2 separate regions of the Homo sapiens genome follow, and region 2 is linked to region 1. A link is an interaction called in ENCODE POLR2A ChIA-PET data of the cell type or tissue named here. Cell type or tissue: MCF 10A. All regions are shown on one strand.

Region 1 (2,500 bases):
GTGCATTTGGTTACTTCAGGTCAAAGAGATTTGCATGAGAAAGTTTTGCACCTGGCAATATAAATTGCATGCTTAATAACTGCATGTGTGGCAAAGGAAATTTTATTAAGGCCTCGGGGCAGATTGGACTTACAGACTGTACATGCTAACACCAGGAAGGGGCAAGCACAGGGGCTAGTTGCAAAGGATTACAATCTGAGTCTAGGTCTGATGTAGACTCCAATTCTGAGCAACACTTTTGATGGTTTGTACCAGGAGTCAGGGCTGGGAAATGCCTCTGAGCTAAACGAGCAGAAGCAGAAATTTGGTACTTGTCTTTATATATGTATATACATACATGTGTGTGTGCGTGTGTGTATATATATATATATGAAATTGTCAAGTTTTGTGGGAGAAGATTAAGTTTAAGAAGTCTAAGAACAGTTTGAATAAGTTACACTCTAGAACTCTGGGGAGATGAAAGGTGAGTGATTAAGGTGGTTTCGATCTACACCATAGTAAGTGTTCAGCACTCTCTTTGGCACAGATCAGTTTGCCAGAATTGTTACACCCTTCCCAGAAGCTTGGGGCTGAAAGATTAAGGACGGTACAGGTCAAAGGTTAGTTATGTTAATATATTTATTTGCGAAAATATACAAAAGCCCTGATTAACCTTGGCTTTTGAAGTCTGAGCTGTCAGTCCTTCACGTTCATGATCAGTTTTCATCTGAAAATGTTTTCAAACAGTCTAGTATCAAAACAGAATCTATGTACCTCAGGTAAAAACATGTTGAACTGCATGGTACCTGTAATACTATGTACACTGGCAGCTTCGTTTGGTAGATACCTATCATGTAAGCTACTCTTTTGCTCCTATAAATTTAGTTACTATTTTAGGAGAGAAGGTAATTTATTAAAACAGACAACAAAAAAAGACGGGGTGAAGGGAACATTCTTTATTATTTAAAAAAAAAATCCTTTTTAGAAATTAAGCTTTCAGCTCCTTAATCTGTTAGGGGAGTACTTACTCAAAAACAAAAGAAAACAAAATGAAAACAAAAACTCTAGGTTCTTTCAGTCTTAGAGGGGTTTAGCAACAAACCATTATTGTTTGCAGACTGATTTTTCTGTGAGAAGGCAAGCTGCCTTAATGACAGCTTATGCAATAACAATCCCTGATATAGTATTTACCTGGATGTAGCAACAACTGTGCTGTAAGCCAAGAAGAAGGAGGAAAAAAAGTCAGTATCTTGTGCGTGAGAAGCTTGTAGATACCCTGAGGTGACTTCATATAATTCTAAAATAGCAGGTAGCTTCTTGCATAGCTAATCAAGGTATCAGCGCCCGGAGCAAATGGAGGTGGCTGACAGCGTGCTTTGGTTTCAGATGCATTCAGCTCTTTTTGAGTGATATGAGCTTAATTCATGTTCTAGTTTCCATACGAAAAGTTTATGCATTCTGATTTGGCAAATATCCTGTCCTATAACCTGACAGCTCTGTGCTTTGATAAAGCTGTTGACCTCAATGTCTTACTTGTACTTATTCATTATATGTGGTGGGAAAGTTAGTATAGTTTAAAAAAGGGAACAGCCTTTTTTTTTATAAAGCATTTGAATTATATACCCCAACCCTCCACTTTTATTCATTGCTTAGCAAAGGAGGATACAGGTGACTCACCTGAAAAACTTGAAATATACTCTGTAGTAAAGTGGAAAGAGCTTAAAGAGAAGGAAGTCTTAAAATTAATTAAAAAAAAGACAGAGAGAAAGGAGTCATCCTGACTTTGTAAGGTGCGTGGGTCATTTCGGGAGAGAGCAGTTCCTGGGTCAGAGTGAAGGTCACAGAGTGACAGCCTCTGATAAGTTTAATTGCTAGTGTCTTGAGGTTTTCTAAAGAAAGCCTAACATTAGCAGGTAGCTTTGGTTTGTCATTGTGTCTATCCAATATCTGGGCTCTCCAACGTGGTGAAACCCCATCTCTACAAAAAATAAAATAAAATAAAATAAAAACAAGTTAGCCAGGCATGGTAGTGCACGCCTGTAGTCCCAGCTACTCAGGAGGCTGATGTGGGAGGATTGCCTGAGCCTGGAAGGTTGAGGCTGCAGTGAACCATGATCATGCCACTGTACTCCAGCCTGGGTGACAGAGTGAGACCCAATCTCAGAAAAAAAAAAAAAAATCTGGTTTCCATTTCTGAGTCCCTCTGGATTAGTGCATAGGGGAAACAGTTTTTCTTAGGGACCATTGGCCACTAGTAAGGCAATAACTAGCCCCGAGGTGGACCTGCCTTACAAAAAGGAGGGCTCTGAATCACATTTATTGCTTTGGCACACAGGAAGCTACAAGTGAAAATGCCATGTGCAAAGAGCCCATAATTTTACTCTAATAGATATTTAGCAGCTTAAATGAAATAACAAGGAATACATTCACCCAGGCGCCATCCAGGAGGATTTGGTGGGTATTTTACATTCCACTCTTTGAAAAGAAAAACATAATTTTTGATACTTTCCCAAGATATATG
Region 2 (2,500 bases), 290 kb before region 1:
GACTACAGGTGTGAGTCATCATGCCTGGCTAATTTTGTGTGTGTCTGAAGACGGGAGCCTCCCTGTGTTGCCCAGGCTGGTCTTGAACTCCTGGGATCAAGGGATCCCTCCACCTTGACTTCCCAACTTGTGATTACAGGCGTGAGCTACTGTGTCCACCCCTGCCCTGAAACTTCTTAGATTCTTTTTGTGATTCAGCTCTAATTGATTGATAAGGAGATGTCAAAAAATTACCTCCTATTTCTGTGTGAATTGACTTAAGCCACTGCAGCAATTGAATACATCTAATGTTTGCCAAATTTCCTCTTCATGTTGCACTGTTGATACAGTGTTGGTGTTGGATTTTTGATAAGGTATGTGAACATGAAACTGTGATTATAATGCAAGCAAACATGTAATACCTTGTGTATTTTTAAACAGTATTAGTGAGTTTTCAAGGGAAAATGATTTTCAAAAGGCAACTATGCCTAACCAACTTTTCAAAGTTGCAAATAATTTAATTGCTTATCATTGTTATGCTCATTTAATGACTATCTGGGTTCAAACATATTCTGACTGTTTATCTGTAAACGAGCTACAGCAATTAGACAAAAATTGAGCAATATACCAGGTTCCAAGTGCAATTATGTGACTTGATTTCAAATAAGTAATGTTTTGGGGTTAACTATCTTCAGTTAATTTTTATTCTCCCCACTACTAAGTTATCTTGTTCTACTTCATGTTGTCATTTCATTCTTATATTGCAGCTCACATTAAGCATGTCACTTCATGGCATCCAATTAGAGAATCCTTAGATAAACATGACCTGGCCTGCCTACATAAAAATATTTTTAAAAATCTAGCTAAATTCCTTTTCCTATCTGTAATTAAGCCCACCAGAACTTTTTGGATTAACTCGTGGGCTGTAATGTAACAAAGAAGGGCTTTATTCTCTATTACTAAATCTGGTCCCTACTTTGAAGTTAACCAAATTCCATCTTTGGTTAGATTCTTGACTACAGTGTGAAACTAATCAATGGGAGACTTTTTTAAAAATTACTCATACTGAAGTTATAGGTGACAAAACCTGGAAATTTGTAACTGTTTTAACAGTGACTATTAAGACAAAAAATATGGTGGCTCATGCCTGTAATCCCAGCACTTTGGGAAGTCAAGGCAGGAGGACTGCTTGGGCCCAGGAGACCCTGTCTCTATAAAAACTAAAAAAATTAGGTTGGTGCGTGCCTCGTGCTTGTTGACTCAGCTACCTGGAGACTGAGTGGGAGGATCGTTTGAGCCCAGGAGGCTGAGATTGCAGGGAGCTGTATTCACACCACTGCACTCCAGCCTGAGCAACAGAATGAGACCTCGTCTCAAAAAAATAAAAAGAAGAAAAGCACAATAAATCCCATAAAAGCTATATACGATTGGAAGAGTTTGTTACATGAAAACTCAGAAGTTTCATTTTTGTTTGTAAATCAGCAATCTTTATTCCATCTGACCCTCTCAGTGCATGTCACCCCATGAAGGCATTTGGTGTCATATAAATGGTAATATTCTTAAATATGAAGGTTAAAGCTTAATGCTATTTGGTACCCAAAGACATTTGAATGACTATATATACATATATATATATGTATATATGTATATGTATATATCCACTCACATAATCTTGCCAATTGGAACTTGGCGTACTGCCCAATTTTTGTCTAATCGCTATAGTTTGTTTACAAAGAAACAGTAGGAGTAGATAGATATTGAATAGAAACTCGCATAGACTTCTAGGTAAAGATCTAGCCTTCAGAACTATTCAACAGCTTCTTTGATGAAGGAAACAACCCCCAAATCACTTCGTTTCAACCAGCAAGATCTTGCCCAGGACAAAATTGGATGAATAAAGATGACAGTGTCCAAACTCCTGAGTACTGTCCCAGGAACCTCCAAAGACATGCCATGGAGTCAAGTGGTGGCACCTCTTCCTATCTAAAGTTTCAAGAGATCTTCACCTATTTTAAGCATCTAATGCAGTATTTCTCTCAGATGAATTCCTCGGACACACCTGTAGGAAAAGGGCCCTATGGTTAAACAAGGACCTGCCAAATCTAGAAGATTCACAACACATGCTGGAATAATAAAGTCTCTGAGGTGTTCTGCAATAAATAAATTTAAACAAAAAAAAAACCAAAAGACTGTTAACAGTTTGTCTAAGTTGTTCATTCCTTAGTTCCCCACTTCTCTTCGAACCCCAACAAAAACACACTTTGGATAGGGAATAATCAGTCCCCACCCAGTGGAAAAGTGAGGATTTATAGGCTTATTTTCTGGAGAGGGGAAAGATACAGTATTTCTAAACAGAGTAAACAAGCCCCAGTTTCTAGTACGGTGGCTCATGCCTGTAATTCCAGCACTTTGGGAGGCCAAGTCAGGAGGATCACATGAGGCCAGGTGTTCAAGACCAGCCTGGCCAACATGATGAAACCCCGTCTCTACTAAAAATACAAAAATTAGCCAGGCGTGGTGG

The links. ChIA-PET counts read pairs that join two places held together with the same protein. Peaks named below come from ENCODE experiments on the same cell type or tissue, not always from the same donor. Only the 100,000 strongest peaks of a DNase experiment are listed, where the experiment ranks them.
Region 2: POLR2A ChIA-PET joins it to region 1 with 34 read pairs; 2 of 35 experiments call an interaction of 5 or more read pairs at or near these places.

Annotation. Positions count from the first base shown.
Region 1 is chr13:73,367,559-73,370,058 of GRCh38, forward strand. No RefSeq gene overlaps it. Among named protein-coding and RNA genes, the nearest start is that of LINC00392, 200 kb to the right of the region's middle. In MCF 10A, no CTCF peak of the experiment used is centred here; a DNase peak (open chromatin) is centred at 1,263.
Region 2 is chr13:73,081,410-73,083,909 of GRCh38, forward strand. No RefSeq gene overlaps it. Among named protein-coding and RNA genes, the nearest start is that of KLF5, 24 kb to the left of the region's middle. In MCF 10A, no CTCF peak of the experiment used is centred here; DNase peaks (open chromatin) are centred at 23 and 1,262.